3 separate regions of the Mus musculus genome follow, and regions 2 and 3 are each linked to region 1. A link is a loop called in an ENCODE intact Hi-C map of the cell type or tissue named here. Cell type or tissue: heart. All regions are shown on one strand. Region 1 has its middle 15 kb from the start of Rapgef1. Region 2 overlaps Ntng2 (netrin G2). Region 3 holds the start of Cfap77 (cilia and flagella associated protein 77).

What was found. A loop is a pair of places that touch in the nucleus more often than their neighbours do. Peaks named below come from ENCODE experiments on the same cell type or tissue, not always from the same donor. Only the 100,000 strongest peaks of a DNase experiment are listed, where the experiment ranks them.
Region 2: a loop joins it to region 1, with 4 times the contacts of the local background. A loop is called at or near these places in 14 of 42 quality-filtered maps.
Region 3: it touches region 1 in a loop (7-fold over the local background); 2 of 42 quality-filtered maps call a loop at or near these places.

The regions. Positions count from the first base shown.
Region 1 is chr2:29,600,234-29,608,233 of GRCm38, reverse strand. No RefSeq gene overlaps it. Among named protein-coding and RNA genes, the nearest start is that of Rapgef1, 15 kb to the left of the region's middle. In heart, a CTCF peak has its summit at 4,077 (motif pointing right); a DNase peak (open chromatin) is centred at 4,083; H3K27ac peaks cover 646 bases; H3K27me3 peaks cover 1,666 bases.
Region 2 is chr2:29,214,229-29,222,228 of GRCm38, reverse strand. The region is part of intron 2 of Ntng2 (netrin G2); the gene reads left to right. Among named protein-coding and RNA genes, the nearest start is that of Ntng2, 30 kb to the left of the region's middle. In heart, CTCF peaks have their summits at 4,138 and 5,735 (motif pointing left); DNase peaks (open chromatin) are centred at 4,078 and 5,708; H3K27ac peaks cover 591 bases.
Region 3 is chr2:29,049,707-29,057,706 of GRCm38, reverse strand. It overlaps Cfap77 (cilia and flagella associated protein 77), which reads left to right and starts at 2,641. Exons shown (of 6, transcript NM_001166705.1): 1 at 2,641-2,893. The coding sequence starts at 2,699. In heart, CTCF peaks have their summits at 3,685 (motif pointing right) and 4,512 (motif pointing right); DNase peaks (open chromatin) are centred at 2,606, 3,256, 3,466 and 4,576; H3K4me3 peaks cover 1,415 bases; H3K27ac peaks cover 702 bases; H3K27me3 peaks cover 2,003 bases.

The DNA of each region.
Region 1 (8,000 bases):
TGCTTCTGCTCTACCCCGACTCCCCTGCTGAGACCACAGGCTAGCCTCAACGAAGAGAAGCTCTTGGAGTGAAAAAGTGACAGCTTGAACGGGAGTTAGGAGTTACCATCTTGTCTTTAGAATGGTCCTTCCTGATGCTCTTGGCTTTGTCGTCCACTACTCCACACTCTACATTAGGAAAGGCACGAAGCCCTGCCGGGTGTGAGGGGGTGCAGTTCTGGGTTCTCAGGTGGTTCCCAGGAAGAGTCTTGCACAAATTTTATACCATTTACGAAAGAGTTAGTGTAGACAAGGAACACAGATGTCCCTTCTTCATTAACCTAACTAAAAGGAGAATTCATGAGGCTAGCCTCTGGCATGTCTGTCTGTCCCTCCTTCGTTGCTTCATATGCTTATGTTTGTTTTGCCTGAATGTATGTCATGTGCATGCAGTACTTTTGGAGGCCAGAAGAGGATGTTAGATCTCCTGAGACTAGAGTTACAGTTGGTTGTGAGTCACCCTATGGGTGCTGGGTCTCTCCCTCTATCCCTCCCTCTTTCTTCCTTTCTTCCTTTCTTTCTTTCCTTCCTTCCTTCCTTCCTTCCTTCCTTCCTTCCTTCTTTCTTTCTTTCTTTCTTTCTTTCTTTCAGACTTATTTATTTTATTATATGTAAGTATACTGTAGCTGTCTTCAGACACACCAGAAGAGGGCGTCAGATCTTGTTATGGATGATTGTGAGCCACCATGTGGTTCCTGGGATTTGAACTCAGGACCTTCAGAAGAGCAGTCAGTGCTCTTACCTGCTGAGCCATCTCTCCAGCCCCATATATTATTTTTCTAATTTTGACTCTTAAATTTGTTATTTTTATTTCACACTTATGTATGTATGTGAGGGATTGGACCACAGATGAACATCATCTAGACTAGAAAAGGCATAGGAAGGCAGAGCTCCCAACTCCTGCCTGTGGCCATCGAAGTTACTGTCACCCAAGCCACTGAACTAGCCACAGTGCCTGAAGCCCCCTCCCCCACACCCTTTCAAGCAGTAGCCTGACTCTCTAAGTGAGACTGACCAGAGCCCCTGCTTGCTTTCTAACAGAGGAAAGCTGTGGGGTGGGAGGGAAGATCTGGGAAGGTTTCAGCTAGATGAGAGAAGAAATACCACCACCACATGATGATTCAGGAAGCTGTGCCAGGCTTTTGTTTTGGGGTTATGAAAAAGCCCACTGCCTCCTAGACAGGCCAGGCAGGCACAGGCAACTTTGGCCCAGAGTCTTACAAATCCCAGCCCTTACCCAACTCAAATAGCCTTAATGCTCTTGGGGTCTGCCTTTGCTACCAGATCTACTTTTTGCCTGTAAAGTTCACACCAGAACCTGCACCCATAAGTTCTCCCCTTAAATTAACATAGCTTTTGCTGCTTCCCTCATTACCAAAGGGAAGAAAATTGGGAGAACACAATCACCTTTCTCTGCAATGGTGAACCAGGAATTGTGGGTCACAGCAGGGAGGAGCCTGAGAGGCCACTTCTGGGTCTGGGAAGCAGTGACGGAAGCCAGTGTACTAGCGTTTCTTTTCTGTGGGCTCAGACTCCACGTGTGTTACCTCCCAAGGCCCTTCAGTGGTTCAAGTTCATGTCCTTATCACCTTCCTGTTCTACCCTGGCACAGCCAGCAGCATCGGGCCGTCATCACCTCTCCCTTCCTCCCTGGTCTTTTGCCTTCCATCTTAGTTTTAGATTTTGTTTGTTTAGCACACGTAAAAGCTGCATCATTTCAAGTTTACACCTTGTTCATTTTTCACAACTAAATAGCCACCTGTAAGAACAAAATCCAGAACAGCACCAGGGCTCCAAACCCACGTCAAGATTTCTGCAGATCCCTCCCAGTCAGAAAGAGCCATGCCTCAGCTGGCGGCAGCTTCTGTTCTCATCTCCAGACATGGGCTGGTTTGCTTGGTTTTAAACACCATGCAGTGGAAAGCTCGGGTCTGACACTTTGGGCTGGACAGTGTCTGTTATTACGTTGTTACTTTGTAACGGTTACGTTGTAACTGTTTCTCGCCTTTGTAATACTCCGTCACGTGAAATATACATGATTGTCACAATCTGTTCTGCCTTTCTTCCCTTGATGGCCATTTAGCTTGTTTTCAGGTTTAGACTGAGACAGAATAAGAGCAGCCTGCCTTCCCAGCTGCGATTTCTGCCTTCCCAAAACAGGCTGCTCCTTCCTAGATATCACACCTACTTGCTCAAAGCGTGTGAAGGGGCTTTCTACCAAGTCCACCTGTGTGGAAGGCCCCGGTCTAGCTGTCTCAGAACCACGTAAGTATTCCTCTTCTGTTCCTTGAAGAGCTAGACCAGGGACACTTACCTCCCTCTCTCCATGTCCCCTTCTCTTTTTCCAGTAAGGCCTCATTCTAGCCAATCTTAAATTGGACAAAAGAACTGAAGGCTGAGCCGGTAGCACCAGCCGCAGAGCTGGTGGGTGGCAAGGCTGTTGCTGCTGAAGCAGTCACAAGCCCTCTTGCATGAGTTTAATGTATGTGTTCATATATCCTCTTTCAGACTGTATATCTCAGGCTATCTCTGAATGCACTAAACAACCCAGGACAGCCATGGGGTTCTCATCTTCTGCCTCTGCTTCCGAGTGCTGACATCATCCACGTGCATGCCACCTGGTTTGTGCAATGCTGGGGATTGACTCTAGAAATTCATGCACCTTAGGCAAGCCCTCTACCGGCTAATTTACATCTCTTGCCATTCATTCAAATAAAACTTTGGGCCAGGCAGTGGTGGCACATGCCCTTCATCCTAGCATTTGGGAGGCAGAGACAGGTGGATCTACAGAGGCCAGCCTGATCTACAGAGTGAGTTCCAGGACAGCCAGGGCTACACAGAGAAACCCTGTCTTGAGAAAACAAAAATAACAACAAACCCCACTAAGTATAGGCTTTGCTAACTCCCCTGGCAGCTACCCCTTCTCCACCTCCTCCCAGTTCCTCAGTGTGTCTGACCCACTGTGTCTGCCTTGTGCAGCCTTCTGCTGAGACCATTTCTCCTGGGGCCCATGGGCATCTCTTTGTCCGTCTGTGCTCACTCCATGATCTCTATGGGCACAGCCTTCAGGGCTGCCTGGTCACTCCAGAGATGTCCACTTTGTATCTTTGGGTCATATAAGGGGGTTCTCTAAGCTCAGGCACCCCCGAGCCCAGGTGCTGTTGCAGTTGGCATTGTGGGCAGCTAGCCAGAGCCTTAACTGGGTCTAGGTTTTACCCATGCAAGGCTCCTGAGGCCAGTAATACTAGCTGGTGGAGCAGGGGTTCCAGGAGTGTCACTACACCCCAGAATAGTCCACTCGACACGGACACAGGGGGAGGGTTCAGGAGAGTTCTGGCAGGCTGCCTCCAGCTGTTGCACAGTGGGTGGGTGGCTCCGGAGAGGATTTTTTTACAGTAGATGTCCTGGATGACTGTCCAGAGAACTGAGAACTGAGAGGAGGCAGAGAATGGACCTCTGTCACTGTACTGTCATGAGAGAGCCTGCTCATACCCAGACAGGTAGAAGGGAAAGGATTCACTCTTCCAGGTGCAACCCCGTGTTTTCTGAGTAGCCGTGTCAGGTACACGCCTGCCTGTCCCTGGGCTTCAGTGTGCAAAGATGCTGTATGGGATTGTAAAGCAGATCTGGAAAGAATTGTGCATTTTTCTAACCCCGCCTCAGGGTTGCTTTTGCTCTTCTAAAAAAAAAAAAAAGGTGCACAATGCATTCAAGGACACCATCTTCTGCTTTTTCTACGTGGTCCTGACACACAACAGCATCCGTGGGCAAACACACACACACACACACACACACAGCAGTCAAGTCATCTGAATAAAGATTCTAGGATATTCCCTGACTTGCTGCCACCCAAGCCTCATTTCTAGTGCTGGGAGTACCCTATTGGCTGCTCCACTTTGTGGCTGACATCTGTTCTGGGCTAAAGGTCCTTGTGTGGTCCACATTCTGGATGATCCTAAGATCAAATTGGATGATGATGGTCAGTCCCCGTCCAGATGGGGCTGGCAGCTGGCCGAGTGAAGTGGGTGGAACCACTAGAGGGCAGCAGAGTCCACAGAAGCAATGTCCCACTGGGCTCGGTGCCAGGGCCCCTGGGAGAGGACCCAGGAGAATGTGCCTTTCATGTTTCTTGCTGAGTGGCCTGGAGTGCACCCAGACCCCACCTGGTGCCAGGGTGGGATCCAGAGAACCAGTCAGGGTCAGTTAGTGGCTTGATACTGGAAAAACCACTCAAACTCTCTGTGGATGGTTCTGCACTTTTAAAATAGCAATTATGGGTGGCTGGAGAGACAGTTCAGTAGTTAAGAACACTGCTCTTCCAGAGGTCTTGGATTCAATTACCAGCACCCACGTAGCAGCACACACCTGTAATTCCAGTTCCAAGGGATCTGATACCCTCACACAGGCATACATGTAGGCAAAATAACAACGCACATAAATAAAAATAAACAGAAAAAAAAAGAGCTGTAAACTAGCAATAACGCCACCCTCCTCCTGTTCTAGTAACTGTGTTAGTTAAGTTAGTTAACATGCCCAGTGAGCACTTATTCCAGGATGGACATTAGTGGCTTCCAGCACCTTCAACCCTTTCGTTCTGAGGAACCTAAGGTGTGGATGGAAGCAGGGTCGGTGCCTAACAGATGCCCTGCTCCTTGCTCTGTGCACTTCGCTCTTAGCATATTTTACTTCCAGTCGTGAGGACTTCTTGACTATTCGTGCTAGGCAGAGGCTCAAGCTGGCCAGACAGCAAGGGATAGAGGCAGTGAGGCCAGCCGACCTGCAGGGGTCATGACGAGGACCTCCAATGCATCCCACACAGTAGGGCCTCAAGCTCCCGGGAAGGGGCACTGGACAGCACTGGTCAGCCATCAGGAAAGTTGAGGCTTGCACACATGTGGCTTGGCTATGGTTCTCAGGACTAGTGATCTCCTAGTTGGCTTTATCTCGGAGGCTCCCTTCAGCTCTGTGGTGCACAGTGAGGAAGACAGGGCGTTCAATAGCAGCTTCTTCGAAGAGGCCTCAGTGGGCTGGAGTGGAAAGGATGGGAGAGGAAGATGGATCTGTGGGTGCCCAGTGCCCCTCCCTACTCCTGCTGAGCAGCCTTCCTAGACTCTGCAATTTTATTCTTAAAGGGGGAAAAAAAAGGTTCTGATGCTAAAATTAACACGACAACAAAAAAAAATTCTAAACCACCAGACTAGATAATTCCTAAGGCCCCTCCTTGTCCTAAATATTTTATGAAAACCATTCTGGAACCATTTATATTTTTAGATAGTGCATTCAATGTGTCTTTCCCCTTTTGGGCAAAGACTTTTTTTTCAACCTTTAAATGATTTTTCTCCAGCTTCAAGTGCTCCCCATATTATCTGTTATTTTGGGGGTTTGTTGTTGTTGTTGTTGTTGTTGTTGTTTCCTTCCTTCAGATTGTCCATTAAATCTTAATTTTGCCCTGCTTAGGGCTTTGATGACAACTTCAGCAGCTCCAACTGTCCCTCAGGTTCCTCTCCTAATCAGCACGGAACCTTCTCTTTGGGGTTTCTCTGCACGGCCACCACCGTCTCCCCAGGCCTTGTCTGCACCCAATCTGTGATGTTTCTCAAAGGAATCAACACTGAGAAGATCACGGGCATCCCAGAGACAGGTCACTGGAGCCCGAGGGAAGCGAGTTTGTTATTAACAAGTAAGAGAACAGAACTGATCCCGAGGCAAGAAAAGAAAGTGCAGGCTGCGAGACTGCATACCTTTTCATCTGATGTGGGTCTCCTTGCCCAGTGTCTCCTTCTGAGTGTAAAGATAAATTCATTTTATTTTAATAAATTCCACATTTTGAGCAGTTTCTGTGGTGTGTTAGGAAGGGTGAATTTTGACCCCAGTGTATCAGCAACCATAGTAAGCAGCATCCATTCTGCTGGGGTTAAAGTTTCATGAGGAGACACATTACTTTCCTGGTAAATACATCCCATCCCCTTCCATTCGGCCTGCAGTGAGACTCTGAAGGAGAGCTCACTGCTTTCTACAGACACCTGCTCCAACCTGTCCCCCTTCCTCTGCTGACTCTATGCCCACCAGAAAGAAGGAACTCATTTCTCTGCATGAGATCAGGTTAATCTATTAGCATCAGATGACCAGCTAACCATTAGTCGATCAATAAACCAATCCAGGAACACCCTTTCTCTCTAAGTGTTAAGATCATGGGCATGTTTGTAAAGGTATCACCCCCACCAAGTATCACCCCACAAACTCGTGTGAAAGAAATCCCAATTATAACCCTGTTGTGATGAAGGCACACACCTGTAACAGCATTTGGCAAGTGTAGGCAAGAGAGTCAGAAGTTCAAAGCCAGCCTCAGTTACACACCAGGTTTGAGGCTAGCCTGGACTACATGAGACCACAAACAAGGAACTAGGGAGGTGGCTCAGTTGGTAACGTTTCTGCTGCATAGGCACAAAGACCTAAGTCTGGATATCTAGCATACCTACATAAAACGCCAGAAGTGGTAATGACTGTATGAGATCTCAGTACTAGGACAGCAGAGACAGGCAGGTTCTTGGAGCTCACTGTCTGGTCAGCTGAGGTGGTGGACTGTAGAGTCACCGAGACCTATCTAGGCAAATAAAGCGGAGGGTGATTGAGGAAGATGCAGGAAGTCCGTCTCTGGGCTCACCATGTGCATGTGCACACGCACACGCACACGCACACACACACACACACACACACACACACTCTTGCATGTACATGAACACACACCGACCACAAAAGGCACTTACATACTACACACTAGCACATAGACTCACATTAAAGACAAACTCTGATAGCTTTGGCTTTTGGTTGCTCCAAGAATCCCAGCATGAACAATGAGAAAAGAGTTTGTTTGTTTGTTTGTTTGTTTGTTTGTTTAGAAACCCCAGATGTTCTGGATCTCACTATGTTTGCCTCGAACTCACAGAGCTCTGCCAGCCTCTGCCTTCTGAGTGCTGGGATTAAAGGTGTGCACCATCATGCCTAGCTGAGAAAAGAGTTTAGAATGAAATCTATATGGTGATCCTGGCCCCCAAGGTGTACTCTCTCTTGTCCCCCTTGGTTCTCTTCCTGTGCTCACCATCCTGATGCTGGATCCTTCCCAGCCCAGTACACAAACCCTTTCTACCACAAGCTCTCAGTTCCTCCCTAACCCTGTCTTTGTCTGGAGTTCACTCTTCACATTTCCCCCAAGAAACCACCATCACCATCCAGTCCTTCTCCCATGACCAGTACCCTGTGATGACAAACCTAGGAGTTCTCAGGTGTCCCTGGTTGGATTTGACTTGCCTACGTTGTTGTTGGTTTTGGTGATGGTGGTAGTGATGGTGGTGGTGGTGGTGTGTGTATATGTTACTGCAGATGTTACTGGGCAGAGACAGAAAAACCTTCAGAAGGTCTCTGTCCAGCACGGGTGTATGCAACAGCAGACTTTAGGAACTCCAGGCCTGGTACATGCTAATCAAGTGATCTACTGCCAGGATACACGACAGTCTTATATTTTGATGAGACCCCCTCTATGAGGCTCTGAGTGGTGCACACCTTCAGTCATCGATGCACACACCTGCCTCAGATGCAGGCAGGAGAATCAGGAGCTCAAGCCATCCTTGACTGCATGGCAAGTTCAAGTCCAGCCTAGGCTACATGAGACCCTGTCTAAAACAAAACCCCAAGCCAAAGCAAACAGACAAAATAAATGGGTAAGTAAACCCTCACAAATAAGAAACCCTTAGTGAGCTGGGGAAGATAGCGTGGTGACTAAAGTAAGAAGTCCAGGACCCAAGAATCCACAGTGCTGGGCACAGCAGCACACATCTGTAATCTAAGTCCTTCCACATGGAGATGAGGGGCAGAGACAGAAGAACCTTCAGGACGTCTCTGTCCAGCATGGGTGTATGCAACAGCAGACTTTAGGAAACACTGCTTCAAACATGGTGGAAGCT
Region 2 (8,000 bases), 390 kb after region 1:
GCCCCCCCCCCGACACTTTCTGGGGTTTCCTCATTTAGCCCTGCCCCAGGAAGATCCTTGTCCCATTACATAAATGGGAAACTGAGGCCTAGAGGTTAAGAAATGGATGGGGCTGGGTCTGACAGTACATGCCTTTAGTCCCAGTACTCAGGAGGCAAAGCAGGTTGATCTCTGAATTCCAGGCTATTGTGGGATACATAGAGAGTTCCAGAGCAGTCAGGGCTATGTAGAGAGACTTTGTCTTGAGAGACAGACAGACAGACAGACAGACAGACAGAGACAGAGAGAGAGACAGTGAGAGAGAGACAGTGAGAGAGAGAGACAGAGAGAGACAGAGAGAGAGAGACTGCATATACCCATCACAGGGCTAAGATAGAGGAAATAGAAACTCATAAGTGTTGGTGAAGACTTAGAACAACCTGCATGGCTGATGAGAAAGGGAATGCCCAGCTCTGCTGAGAACAGTATGATGATGCCTGAAAATGTTGAATTAACAGAATAACATGTGACCCAGTGGTTCTCCTTCTGATCCACCAAAAAGAACTTAAAGCAAGGACCTAACAGGTACCTATATACCATGTTACATCAGCAGGCTCACCATAGCCAGTGATGCAAACAGCCCAAGGGTGTTTTGGAAAATAGATAAATGCAAGGTAGTATAGACATGTGGTGGAATATTATTCAGTCTTATAAAAGGAAAGAGCAGTATGTGGTGGAGAACCTGTACAGTCCCTGCATTAGGAGATAAAGGAAGGATTCTGAGTTTAAGGTCAACCTGGGCTCTGTAGTGGGACCCTCTCTCTAAATGTGTGTGTGTGTGTGTGTGTGTGTGTGTGTGTGTGTGTGTGTGTTGAAATCACAGCTAAGTGATGGCGCACTTGCCTACCACCTGGATTCTATCCTCAGAACCACACAAAAATGAAAATGGAAAGATGGATGGATGGTGGACAGATGGGTATATGGATGGGTGGATGGATGGATGGATGGGAGGACAGATGGATGGATGGATGGGAGGACAGATGGATGCCGAATGTATGATAGATGGGCAAATGAACATATGGGTGGATGGGATGATAAGTAGACAGATAAATAGGTGAGTGGATAGATAGAGATGTAGGTGGGTGGATAGATAGAGAGGTAGGTGGGTAGATAGGTAGAGAGGTAGGTGAGTGGATAGATAGAGAGGTAGGTGGGTGGGTAGATAGCTGTGTATGTAGACAGATAGGTGGGTGGGTAAGTGGCTGGATAGCTGGCCTCCATATTGTACTGCCCAGGTAAAAGTCTGGTATGAGCCGTTAGAACAAGAGAACTAACCTGTTTGTCCTCCTTTCCACCTCTGAAGAATGGAGACAGGAGCTATGAGGTTTAAATGAGTCTGTCCCTAAAGGGAGTGTAGAAGTGCTCAGGCCTCTTGGGAGCAGGAGTCAGAACCAGCCATCATGGGCAACTAGAAGGAGTCCTGGGTTGCAGGGAGCCAAAAGGTTTTCTACCTGTATCCGTGGGCTCTTAGGAGGGCAGAGCATCTGAAGACTCCAAAAAAGTGTGTTCTTAGAGTTTGCATGTGAGGTCTGCTCAGGAAAGGGCCCACATGAAACTCATATTAAAAGGCCCCTGGCCCCCAAACTCCTGGCCAGTCTCTGGCCAGACAATCTGGTTTCTGTTTGACATCCTTTATTTATTTAGTGCATGCATTTGGTGTGCATGTGGTGTGATAAAAGACCCTGATAAAAAAAAATATCGTGAAAGAGAAGGGATTTATTTTAGCTCACAGGTCAAGGCTGCAGTCCATCATAGTGGGAAGTCAACAGAAACTTGGTCACATGACACCATAGTCAGGAATCAGAGAAAGATGAGTGTGTGCTGCTTAAGTAGTCCAAAATCCCTGCCCAAAGTGGTCCTGCCTGCAATCTAGACGGATCTTCTCCCATTAGCGATAATCCCTCCCGGGCATCCTCAAAGCTATTGCTAGCCTTGAGAATTGTCCAGGTGCAGGAGGCTCTAAGGGCTCAAGGACTCGGTGACAGTGGTTGAGATGTGGTGAGGGGGCACAAGAGGGGAGTGTAGCAGGCAGAGCTGGGTGGCAGAGGTCCCTGTAGCTAAAGGGAGCAGTGGTTTTAGTCTGAGGAAAGGTGAGGTGGGGCTGTGAGAAGGCCTGGCCTGGCCTGGCCTCCAATCTTAGTGACAAAGGCAAAGAAAGACTCAGAGAGCATGTGAGACCAAGCCCCATGGCAGCCATGACTGAGTCTGATGATGGAAGGTAGTCATGGAGTGGACCACCTCAGGACGGCTTCTGTGGGATGGAAAGAGTTAGTGGGAGTGAGCTGCGGAGGGCTTCTCACTCCTGGGTTTCTGACTTGAGGGGCCGTGTGGATAAGGATTTTAACTAGTCAAACAGGGACAGCTGAAGGAAGAAGTTCCTGAAGGGAATTTTAGAAACATATGTGTGCACATATCTGTGCGTCTGTGCATGTGTGTGCACATGTGTGGGAAGGAAACCTTCGATCTAGGGAAGGATCTTCCTGGGGAAGGCAAAACACAAAGGAGGTAGTTGCGGGTCCCAGAGAGAAGTGGCCCAAGGTGACTTCACTCTCTGAGAACCTGCAGGTTAGCTCATGTTGGTGCAGACTGTGCTGGGTTCAAGGGAAGCAGTCGCTGCAGCTGCAGGGACTGTCATCTGAGCACGGGAGGCTTTGTCTGGCTTCCTAATGGGTAACAAGATTTATCAGTGGGACTGCAGAGGTGATGTATATCAGGCACTTAATAGAAAAGGGCTTGCACAGAAGCCCAAATTTGATTTAGCCAATTAACTCAATTGCTGGCCATCCGCTCCAGGAGGAGCTGCAGCCCACATCTGTCCCCATTACCTTGGCATCACTCAGCCTTTCTGCTCACTGCAGGCCCCTCAGCCTGCAGTGTAACGTCCCCCTCCTCCACAGGCGCTCAAGTCTTGATTGACAGTGTTCTTTGGACCCAGTCTCAGGTCCCCCCAGCCCTGAGACTTGTGTCTCGCTGGTTTGCTTCAGCTCGCTGTGGTCATGGCCACAGATGTATTAATGCCCTACTGGCCGCTTGGGTCCTTCAGCTTCAATCCTGACTTTTCTCTTGCTTTAAGTCCAGATGGCCTGTCCCCAATATCACAGATCCCACCAAAGATGCAGACTTCCCACCCACCAGTGGCCCAAGGCCACAGATCATGGGTCTCATTAGCCTGGGTCCAAACTGGGACAGTGGTGGGAATTAACACAACCTTGAAGCCTACCCAGCCCTCCACCCAGCCACACCCCTCCCCCCTATAGACCTCATAAAAGAAGTGTCCTGATGGCCACTCTTCCTTCATCCCTCAGAGCGGTCACCTAGCCAGCCAGCGTAGAGTTGGAATCTGCCCTGTGATAACCAAAGGCCCATCAAAAATTTCTCCATCCGGGCAGTGGTGGCACAAGCCTTAAATCCCAGCACTTGGGAGGCAGAGGCAGGCGGATTTCTGAGTTCGCTATTCAGAGAAACCCTGTCTTGAAAAAAAAAAACAAAACAAAACAAAAAGAAAAAAGAAAAAAAAAGATTTTCCCCAAATAGAAGAGGAATGTTCCTCTCGGTGAGGGAGGAAGGCGCTGCCTGCTGCCTTAAAGCACTAGCTTTGCTTCCAACTTTGTTATCCTCAGGGTTAGAACCCGTAACTGTGGCCTTGCCTGACCTCCTGTGTGACAACATGTGGCCATTTGGGGAGAGAACTAGTTTTGGGGACCACTTATGCAGAACCCTTTCTGCAGTGAGTTGCTTCAGAAGACAGGATGAGCACTCCCCTGCTTCCCACACAGACACCCCACCCTGCTTCCCACACAGGCACCCCATTTGGGAGATGTATGATCCCCTTGGGGCTCAGTCTTTGTGGGGAGCCAGACCTGGGTCTCCATTCTGCCTATCTCCAGCACCCCTTGTTCCGTGCTCACCCAAACTCCCTGCAGCCTCCTCTTTGCCCCAAGGAGCAGGTGACATCACTCACTGGCTTGGGAGCTGACCTACATTTTGCAGCCCTCCCGTCTGGGAGTCGCTCCAACACCCGCTTCTCTTGCCCAGAGGAGAGAAGGGCCGGCTCACGATTTTTGTGACATACTGGTGCCAGGCTGGGGCCCAGATGGTGCCCCTACTGGTAACTCCTGGGCATCGCCTGCCCCTCCCTGCTGGGCAGGGCACGCTCAGGCCTGGCACAGGCCAGAGCCCCCGTGGTCCTCCATGTGGCTGTCAGACACCCAGCTGGGCCTGCCACGTGTCCTGAGAGCTAGGCTTGTCTGGTGTGTGCCTTCCCTGGGAGGTGAACCTGGCCCTGTCTTGGAAATGTTATGTTCTCCAGGGGCTGACTCGGGACCTGTCAGCTCCAGAGAAAAGACGAGGAAGGCAAGAGCACAGACACCCTGCAGTCTATGGGAGTCATCAGGGCTAGGTCTAGCAGGTGAGTGGGTGCACCCTACAGGAAGCTGAGGGGGCGGGGGGCACAGGTCAGAGCAGAGGGCATGTCTTGGCCACATGGTAAGCAAGGGTGGCAGGTGAAAAACAGAACATCTCAGGTCCGAGCTTTAGAGGAACAGAAATAGTGCTTAGTCTCTGGCGCGCAAATATGTGGACAGAAAGCATTCATTATTTATGTAAAATTCAAATACAACCTGGAATTCTGCATTTTTGTTGTTTTTAACACAGAATCCTCCTGTGTTGCCGAGGCTGGCTTCAAACCTTTGACTGAAGCCATCCTCTTAGATAGCAAGGAGACCAGGCATGCCTCATAGCTCGCAGCCAGCAACCAGCGTCTTCATTCCCTGTGTGTTCTTCCCAGAGGCTCGGGGCTCCATATAGAAGTGATTTCAAGAGATTAGAAGCTATGTCCTCCACCCTATAGGGGACCCTAGAGGCCTCAAGCCAGTCACATCTGCTTTGATGTCTGGCTGGCCACTGAGATATGGGGCTGTCCCTTGGGGCCACCGGGAAAGGCTGGAAAGTACAGCTTTCTCACCCCACTGGCCTTTGTGCTTGTTGGCTGTCAACCATAGCAAATGTTACTTTCCTGAGCCCAGCTATCTCCATAGACCTGCCTATTTTCTCCCATAGTAAGATCCTGCTGCTAGGTCCACAGACCACTGGCTACCCAGACACTGGCCACCATGTTCGCACAGCATTGGGACCTCTCCTCCCTCTCCGCTCCTACCCTCCTCCCTCTCCTGAGTAGCCAGGCAGTATGTTAGGCACTTAGGAAAATTTAATGACAAGACTGAAAATCCAAGGTCTGATCCAACCACTCCTTTCATAACTGAGACCCAGAGAAATAACTCTTCAAGGTCACACAGCAAATCAACCCCAAGGTCTGGACCAGAAGATAGTTGCTGCATCAGCATCGAGAGAGCGGCCCTCCTCCCCCTAACCCCTGTCATCCTAGTGGTGAGGACAGGTATGGCTGGCCCACCCCCACTGTCCCTTTCCTCATGATTAAATAATTTATTCTGATGGCTGAGCCTAGAAGAAGTTAGTAGAAGGGAAGGCAGCCTGGACCAAAGTTTTCTGGTGAACTGGTTTTCAAGGTCAGAATCGGTGAAGAGACCCTTGGGAGAAAAGATTCCTCCATAAAGGAGAACCATGTGAGCCAAGAGTGTAGCTGGGGACCTGGGCCACCCGCAGGGTCTGGACAAGAGCCCTGCCTGGAGGTCATGCTCAGAGAGGCCAGGCCTCACAACTCTTCCACAGCCCTCTGCTGCCCCCCAGAGACCTGAGTGCTGGCCTTGACCTATGGAGTCCCTGCCTTCTCACACAGGAGTGGGGCCTTGTGGGTATTCTCCGGATTTGGTTAATAATGCAGGTGCTGGTGGGTAGCAAGGCTTCGAGTTACTCACGTGCTTGCTTATTTATTTTCCTTACGTCATCTCCCAAGGGTCTCCTAGATTAGAAAAGGAAAATCACAGGACAAAGGCCTGAGCTGGGGGAAGAATGTGTCTGTGTCTGTGTCTGTGTCTGTGTCTGTGTCTGTGTCTGTGTCTGTGTCTGTGTCTGTGTCTGTGTCTGTGTCTGTGTCTGACTGTGACTGTGTCTGTGTCTGTGTCTGTGACTGTGTCTGTGTCTGTGCCTGTGCCTGTGCCTGTGCCTGTGTCTGTGTCTGTGTCTGTGTCTGTGTCTGTGTCTGTGTCTGTGCCTGTGTCTGTGTCTGTGTCTGTGTCTGTGTCTGTGTCTGTGTCTGTGACTGGGATGGGGTGGGGCAGATGCACTTCTGGGAGCTTGTGTCTGTCTGAGAGCCAATTAGACCTCGGGCCACAGCCCAGATGTCTGGTCTCCCTGATAACCCAGACATAAAGGGAATCTGTGTTCCCATCATACAGATGCTCAAACGGAAACCCAGACGGACTGATAACGTATGCACCTGGGCTGAGCAGAAGCCCTGCCCACTGCTGTGCGTCCCCCCCATGTCTACCTTGACTCTAAGGCATTGGGAGATCAGCCATGGAGAGCAGCTGCGGGTCTAGCTGATGTTTGGACTCCAGCCTGGTACCATGTACCACTGTGGGAGGGCTCTCAGAACTTCTTTCCAGGCCTCAGTTTCCCCATCTGCATATTTGGGTGGAAATAGGTTGCAAGAGCTTATAGGGTGGTTCTCACACAAAGTGGGAGCTTCAGGGCCAGCTGTCTTTGAAGGCTGGAGAGAAGGAGGCTCTGATGGAGCAGACGTTGCCAGCGAGCCTATTCTGGGGTCGCCGTCACTCCCCTGACCCACCCACATGCACTCTGTCCATTCACTGGCCTAAGCTCTGCTGGATGGAGTTCACCTACCGGAAATGCATGCACCCATTTAAAGTGGGCTTCAGTGCCCCTAACAACTCATAGAGGTCTAGAGAAAAACAGGTTTGGGGGCTGGAGAGATGGCTCAGTGGTTAAGAGCACTGACTGCTCTTCCAGAGGTCCTGAATTCAATTCCCAGCAACCACATGGTGGCTCACAACCATCTGTAATGGGATCCAATGCCCTCTTCTGGTGTGTCTGAAGACAGTTACAGTGTATTCATATAAAATAAATAAATCTAGGGGAAAAAAAGTAGAAAATCCATAGCCGGCTGGTGAGGTGGCACCTGCCATGCCTAACAATGAGACTTCCATCCCTGGGTTGCACATGGCTAAAGGAGAAAACTGACTTTTGAAAGCTGTTCTCTGGCCTCCACACATGCTCCGTGACCTCCACATATATGCCGTAGCATTTGCACACACAAAATAAATAAATGTAATGTTAAAGTTTTCAACCTCAGCTACATAGGGAGTTTGAGGCTAGCCTGGGTTATATGAGACCATCAAAAAGAACACTCAGTCAGGCAGTGGTGGCACACGCCTTTGATCCCAGGACTCAGGAGGCAGAGGCAGGCTGATCTCTGAGTTGGAACAATTACAGGACAGAGAAACTCTGGAAAAAAACAAAAAAGAAAAAAGAAACAACTCCCCCCATAAGGTCTCTCTACATAGACCGGCTGGACTGAAACTCACTATGTAACTATGTAGCCCAGGCTGACCTAGAACACAGTGTGTGCCAGCACACCTGAAAATTTTAGGACATTGTACTGGCTGGTTTTGTGTGTCAACTTGACACAGGCTGGAGTTATCACAGAGTAAGGAGCTTCAGTTGGGGAAGTACCTCCATGAGATCCAACTGTAAGGCATTTTCTCAACTAGTGATCAAGGGGGAAAGGCCCCTTGTGGGTGGTGCCATCTCTGGGCTGGTAGTCTTGGGTTCTATAAGACAGCAGGCTGAGCAAGCCAGGGGAAGCAAGCCAGTAAGTAACATCCCTCCATGGCCTCTGCATCAGCTCCTGCTTTCTGACCTGCTTGAGTTCCATTCCTGACTTTCTTGGTGATGAGCAGCAATCTGGAAATGTAAGCTGAATAAACCCTTTCCTCCCCAACTTGCTTCTTGGTTTGTGCAGGAATAGAAACCCTTACTAAGACAGACATCTTCACCACCTAGGAGGAAATACTGCTGCCCCA
Region 3 (8,000 bases), 550 kb after region 1:
TCATTACACACACGTTTGTTTAGTGGGGCACTCAGGCATCAGAGGCAAATGGATCTCTGAGTTCCAGGCCAGTTTGGCTTACACTGTGAGTTCCAAGCCAGTTAGGGCTACATAGCTCTCATAATCAGTAGACATAGTGAGGACCTGGCCCTGTCCGAAAGTGCCCTTGACAGTTAATGGTTGTTGGGGACCAGGAGGACTTTATGCCTTAGTGTCAGTCACCCCCACCCATGCTTAGGTCAGCAACCCTAATTGAATTCAGTGGGGCACAAAATAAGATCTGAAAGTGGAAGAGGGACTTGCTGACAAGAAGAGGGAGTTCAGCAATTGGGGAGAGGGAGAAGGAAAAGATATGAACAAAGCTCATTATACACATGCACAAAATTATTAAATGTTTTAAGAAAAATACCCTCAAAAGAAAATGCCCTTTATGCAGGGTGAAGTCTTTAGGGTTTCCAGCAGTTTGAATGAGAATAGCCTCACCTATTTAAACACTTGCCTTCCAGTTGGTGATGATGTTTGGAGAGGTCTAGAGGTGTAGGCCTAGATGAAGTAGGCCACTCACTGGGGTTTAAAAGCCTCCTGCTATTCCCAGTGTTCTTTCCCTCTCCCTCCTGTCCCCTCCCTCCCTTCATCCTGCATGATTGGGGAGTTCAGGATGTGAGGTGTCAGCAAACTTTTCCAGCCACCATGCCTGCCTGCCACAATGGACTGTATGCCTTTAGAACCATCCAAAGGATTGTAAATATGGGCAACATCCTCAGGTTTTTATTGAATCCACTGTATTCAGTTAAAATGACATGCATATGAGTATTTTCTTTCGTATATCTTTGTATGGCATGTATGCACCTGGTGCCTCTTGGAGGCCAGGATTACTGATGGTTGTGATGCATTAACTGGGTACTGGGAATTGAACCCAGGTCCTTGGCAAGAACAGCAAGTCTTCCTCAGTCCTGAACCATTTTTCTTGTCCCCCTGCCCCCCCCCCAATTTTTGACTTTCTGGTAGGATTGAATTTTTTTTAATTAAAAAAAAATTGTGTTGTAGGTTAATAGATCCTTAAGGATAATCTCAGATGCCATTTCCAACTGGGTCTTTATATTTGTTTATTTGGTATGTGTGTGTGTTCATGTGTGCCACAGCATTCTCGTGCAATTCGGGGGACAACTTGGAATGGGTGGGATCTCTTTTCACCATATGGGTCCTGAGAAACAAACTGGGTTGTCAGGCTTAGAGGCAGGTGCCTTCACACCCCGAGCCATCTCCCCGGCCTTATTTTCAGATATTCTTACTCAGTGAACCAAACCTGATGATCTTTTTCAGTTTCCCTCCATTTGATTCCAGAGTCAGACACTATTGATCTAATCCATATTTTTTTTTTCTTTCGAGGTGGGAGGAAGTGTCCAACAGGGAAACTGGCTTGGGACCACCCACTGAATTAGCATTGACCTCAAGCCTAAGAATGCATATTTCTATTGCAGTACGACTGTGTTAGTACCATATCCCAGAGAGAGAGAGAGAGAGAGAGAGAGAGAGAGAGAGAAGAAGAAGAAGAAGAAGAAGAAGAAGAAGAAGAAGAAGGAAGAAGGAAGAAGGAGGAGGAGGAAGAAGAAGAAGAAGAAGAAGAAGAAGAAGAAGAAGAAGAAAGGAAGGAAGAAGAAGGAGGAGGAGAAGGAGGAGGAGAAAGAAGAGGAGGAGGAGGAGGAAGAGAAGAAGAAGAGAAGAAGAAAAGAAGGAGAAAAGAAGAAGAAGAAAGGAAGGAAGAAGAAGGAGGAGGAGAAGGAGGAGGAGAAAGAAGAGGAGGAGGAGGAGGAAGAGAAGAAGAAGAGAAGAAGAAAAGAAGGAGAAAAGAAGAAGAGAAGAAAAGAAGGAGAAAAGAAGAAGAAAAGAAGAAGAGAAGAAGAAGAAAAGAAGGAGAAAAGAAGAGAAGAAGAAAAAAGGAGAAAAGAAGAAGAAAAGAAGGAGAAAAGAAGAAGAAAAGAAGAAAAGAAGAAGAAAAGGAGAAAAGAAGAAGAAAAGAAGAAGAAGGAGAAGGAGGAGGAGGAGGAGGAGGAGGAGGAGAAGAAGAAGAAGAAGAAGAAGAAGAAGAAGAAGAAGAAGGAAGAAGAAGAAGAAGAAGAAGAAGAAGAAGAAGAAGAAGAAGAAGAAGAAGAAGAAGAAGAAGAAGGAAGAAGAAGAAGAAGAAGAAGAAAAGATTCCCTTGGGAGGGAACTGTAACTAGAGTAGGGTAGTTAGAGGGTGGAAGCCAAGGATAAGTGATCCTCTAAAACCTCTTCTCTTTTAACACAACCTAGATTTGATTCTTGGGTTTTTCTATGTTGATTTGAGACAGGTCTAAAAGGTCTCTGTGGTTGCTAAGAATTTCTAGAAAGAAAACCGGAAGCTCTTGAGCTGTTGGCGTCTTGTCACCAAGGAGACGGGACGTTCCATTTTTCCGAAAGGGGTAGTGTAGACACTCTTCCCTCTCTCAGTCTGCTGCGAGGTGCCCAAATCACTCCGAAGAACTGGCGGGGTTTAAGCTTTGGACAGAGGCTCCGCAGGTGGGCGCGCTCTGCTCCGGAGCCTGCCTTGCCGCGAGGTGCACCCCAGGGTCCCCGTGGTGCAGCCCGGAGCGCGCGCTCGCTCGGGGCTGGAGTCCTCAGACAGCGCAGAACTCTGTGGGCTTTGCAGCCAAGGTCTAATCCCGGAGGCCCCTGGGATGCCTGATCCGGCGAAACCCGGGAAAGACCTCACGGCATGGAAAAAGAAGAAGCAGCCCGTGCATCGCACGGTCAGCCAGATCTGCCCGCCGCCCCGACGGCCGCTGACGGTGGTCGACATCCGTACGGGCATGGAGAACGAAAGGCTGGGGGTCGTGCGTGACTCCATGTTTCAGAACCCGCTCATCGTCAAGGTGAGCGCCTGGGCACGATCATCCCCTCCGCGGGCACCGACGCCGCCGATGGGTTCCAGCTGCTGAACTCTCGGGACCCGGGGCCCAGGGTTTGGGCGCAGTGTAGGAAACTTGCTCTGGGTGAAACAGGCCTCCTGGACCCTCTGCAGTCGTAGCCAGTCCAGGAACCTCAGTGTCCTCAAGTGGCACACGTTAGCGGGGTCTTTCCCCACTACTGGGAAAGACTATGGATAGGGCAATCTCTACCGGGCTCGTACCCACAGGGTGACAGACAGGTCTCAGGCACCCATCCATGCCCTTGCCACCCAAGATCCATCTTCCCCAGCACCTCTGGTCTACTATGCAGCAGGTGCTCTGGGACTGACTGTCGGGAAAGTATCACAACACCATCTTAAGTGTGCTGGGGGTGTGAGATTCAAAGCCCTCTAGGAGGCGTGGCTGGCACTTGCGTGGGAGCAGCGTTTATAGACAGATCACTTTCCCTTTCGGTGCTGGTCCTCCGCACTTTTGTCTGTTTTCCTGTCTGGCTAAAAACTACACTTGGGCCGGGCGTGGTGGGGCACGCCTTTAATCCCAGCACTTGGGAGGCAGAGGCAGGCGGATTTTTGAGTTCGATACCAGCCTGGTCTACAAAGTGAGCTCCAGGACAGCCAGGGCTATAGAAAAACCCTGTCTCGAAAAACAAAAACAAAAACAAAACCCAAAAAAAACCTACACGTGGCCGTGGCTCTGCCTCTTTAGGCGCCGGGAGACCGAAAAAGTAAAGTTGAAGTTTAGTGGCGCAAATTTATCTTGTGCCGCTAGAGGGCAGTGTGCTTCTAAAAATTGACCTCGGTTTCCAGGTTCCATAGAGGTATGGGCATGCTGATGGGTTCTTTGACTATAGGCAGACCTATATTGTTAGACCTTTCTGGGCTAATTAATGCTCCCAGGAGGACAGAAGCTAGATACAGGGAACCCATGAAGCAGCATCCTTAGCACTGGCCCCTCTGAGATGTTTCCACAGTGGAACAAGTTTTGCTTACTTCTTGGATTCCTGATCTTAGCAGGTACCTGGGACAGAGAGTTGGAATTCACTGCCTTAGGCCAAGGAGGAAATCAAGGCCTATCAGTGCCTATCAATGGGTGTCCTGATAAAATTCCAACAGTGCTTTTATCTATCTATCTATCTATCTATCTATCTCCCAAATGCTGCCCTCTCCCGACCCCTGTCCTCCCTCGAAGAGTTCCTCTCTCTTCCCCTCCCCTCTGAGAGGGCAGTCCCCCCTCCGTATCTCCCTGCCCTGGTGCATCAAGTCCAACATTGCTTTAATCAGGTGTCACTAGTGTGCAGCTCCTTATATGAGAGGAAGGGCATTATAGAGTCACTTCCACAGTGAATTCTTGTGTAACGTTCACTCCAGGTGGCACATATATAACTGCATGCACTTGTATATATATAGGCCACACATGTGTTATATATTGCTCACTATATGTTTAGCATTTGTATGTAGGTGTATAAACTACAATGTGTGTAAATACAATATGTGAATGCCGCCCCCCTTCCCCTTTGCCTTCTCCCTGGTTAATCAAGGGCAGCATTTGGCCTGTAGGTGGCGCTAACTTAACAGCCTCCAGGAGGAATTCCATCCTTGTTTCTAGAGCTGGAGTTTAGAATGATCATGTTTTTAAAAATATGAGTGATGATTGCTCCACCAGTGGGGTTCTGTTTTCAGGCTGTCCTGGTCCCTGGTGACCAATGGCAGGGGCCACATCCTGATGCGCTTTGGTGACAGGGCTTGGGACACTCTGGTACAAGTGGCACCAGGGGGCAGTCTTTTCCTCCAATTGTTTTTGGTGTTTGAAACTCAGCTAACTGTTAGGATGATGATGTCCGCATTCAGTATTTACCCCTTCCTGTAAGATCTTCCGTCAAAACTCAGCCTGTATAAAAGTTGCCAGAGAGAGAATGTGAAAAAGAAGCCAGCTTCTCCCTGTTGCAGATACTCCTTATAAACCAGTGCATGGGGAAATGTCTGCAAGGCTTTGACGCCAGTTTCTGACAGAGCTGGCTTAAAAGCCACGCCTAAAAGCCCAGCACAACTTTCTCTATGTGAAAAAACAAATTGAATTCTGAAACACGGGGTGGGGGAGACTTAAAGAAAATGGAAATATTACAAGTAGTTAGGGGTTTAGAACATCAAAAAATATGTATACAGTTCTGTCATTTTGATTGAGTTTGATTTATAGGTTCCTTTAAGGGGGTGCCAGTTTTGCTGGCCCCACTGTTGGGGTGAATAGCTTCCTCATCATGTGGGTGCTCTTGGGTCTGAGTGTCTTTGGGGAAATACTGGGAACTGAGGTGTATTTTAGCCTTGTCTGTTCCTGGGCCTAAAGAAGTACATCTCTATGAGAGGAATCCATCACCCTAGAAATATTGACTCTCCTCATGGATAGGTCCCATGATTGTTTGTTTCTTCTCCCTCCCCCCTCCTCTTCTTCCCCTTCCTCCCCCTCTTCCTCCTCTCCCTCCTCCTCTTCTTCTTCCTCTTTCATTTTCTACTTCAAATACAGAGACACTGGCTGAAGAAACCTAACCCCAGTATTTTCTACCCGTGGAATTTACCAGACTGTATCTGCATCAGTTATTCAAAACCATGACTTCATGAAGCCACGGCAACCAGAGGAAAAGGAGAAACCTCAGGTTTGCTAGCAGGTGTTTTATCTATAAACACTCAGCAGCTGGTCTCGTCCTGAAACCCAAGCCAACTGCTGATTTAATGGCAATTAATTGAGTCAAGATGGTGTTTTATGCAACCACAAAAAATAATGTAAATAGTTTTCATTGGCAAGGGCTTCTCCATTGTCAAGTGCTGTGCAGCCAGCCAGCTTTCCTTCCGCGAAACTCTCTGGGAAGCCTAAAATTAAATTGAGAAAGAACCCAGCTTCTCATTTCCCTAGAATCCTGAGACTCAACATAGAATCCTGCCACAATAGCCTTCGAGGCTCCCTCACAAAACCTGTCAGAGCATACCCTTCCCGCCGCAGCAACTTGGCTGATATCCTGTCAATACAATTACGGGGAGAGACGGCACAGTTTGCTCCACTGACAGCTTTGAGTCTTCTGTCGCCCCAGAGAGGCAGGCTGCAGTACAGGGGTGGGATTGACTGAATCCAGCACCCTCGGAACGTACAAATGATCAGGGCACCTGATTTTTTTCATAATTTATTACCGACTTTGTTTTTTTGTTCCTGTGGGGGTTTATGTCACAAATAAGAAGATCGTACATTTGTAAAATAAAGTCATAGAATCAAGCATTTGAGGCTAGTAGGAAGTTTGCTGACATCAAATGTATCTCCTTTTGGGAGGCTTAGGTAGGCCTTCAGCCAGGGCAAGGCACTCATCCTGGGGTGCTCATGTGTCCTGGTATCTGGTCTCCTGACTTACAATCTCATGTTATTTTGGCCACAAGCCATGACTAATTAATCAAGGGCCACCCAGGTTTGTCACATGCCATATAACAGGCAGTCGGAAGTGTTTACAAACGAATCAGATCCCAGCATCCTCTCAGTCAGCATCCCTGCAGAAGTGATCAATACTTTCTTAGGACTTGACAAGAGTCAAGAACTAACTTCTTAAGTGTTTATTAGATGCCTAGAGCCATCCTAAGCTGGGCCGGGGGGGGGGGGCATAGAAACAGGTTCAAAACTCAGCCCCTGCCCACAGGGACTTTACTTAGAGTTTAGCTGGAGAGATGAGATACACACATAGATACGAAGGTACACATAGAATCATACATACAGGCATAGAGGCACACAGAGATACAAACAGGTACACACACGTGACAAAACACAGGCACACATACAAAATAAGTCAAGCAATGTAACAGGTCACCTCCTCTTGAGTTTTTCAGTGAACTACAAGCCTAGAACATTCAGTTTTGGGGACAGGGAGCCTGAGGTCGGTCCATGTCATGGGTGAGGAGCCTGGAGAAGCCAGCCCTCTGTGGAAAGATGTGCCACCCCTGCGGAGATTCTGAGCATTAGGGGCTGTTCACTTCAACTCAAGTTCTAGTTCATAAGACTCGGGGCTGCGCTGAGTTATCATTACCAGCACGGGGAAGTGTTTATCCAGAGCAAGTGTGTTCAAATTGGATGCTCTACAAAGCCAGGCAGGCGCACCATGCCCACTAATAGCCTAACGCCTCTAATAAATATTAATGCTGGCGGGCATAAGCACAGAGACAGAGATGGGCATTAAGAAGGCAGACCGTCCAAAGCCGGTTGCACAAAGATACCCATGTTTTCATTACATGGTGGGAAAAGACTGTGTGTGGTTTGTCTGCCAAAGAGAATATGGCTGTGGTCGCTCGGGTCCTTTACATTCAATTACAGTGTAATAGGAGGAAATGAAATGTTAGAGACGAATTAAAAACTATCCTTGTGGTACAGCCTGGGCGAGATGCACTGCTGTGGTTTATCCATCCTTGTTTTCTCAGTTTCTCCCTCCCCCCTCCCCCCCTCCCCTCCCCTCCTCCCCTCTCCTCCTCCCCCTCCTCCTTCCACTCCCTCCTTTCCCTCTTCCCTCCTCATCCTTATCTTCTCCTCTTTCCCTCCTCCCTCTCCCAACTACTCATTCTTCTAGTCTCTAACTGCATGTGTATTTACATGTGTGCACACATGTGTTCATGTTTGTGTGTGTATGTGCAGAGGCCAGAAGTCAACTTCAGGTGTTTGTTTCTCAGAAGCCATCCACCTTGGGTTTTTGCTTTTTTTTTTTTTTTTAAGATTTATTTATTTTATTATATGTAAGTACACTGTAGCTATCTTCAGCCACACCAGAAGAGGGCGTCAGATCTCATTACGGGTGGTTGTGAGCCACCATGTGGTTGCTGGGAATTGAACTCAGGACCTCTGGAAGAGCAGTCAGTGCTCTTAACTGCTGAGCCACCTCTCCAGCCCCCTCCCCCACCTTGTTTTTTTGAGACAGGATTTTACTAGCCTAGAACTCATCAAGTAGGCTAAGCTGGCTGGCCAGGGAGCTCCAGAGAGCCACCCATCTCCACCGCCTGAGAGCCGGGATTACAAGCCACCTTGTGGGGTCTCTAGCCACCTTGTTTTTTAAAAA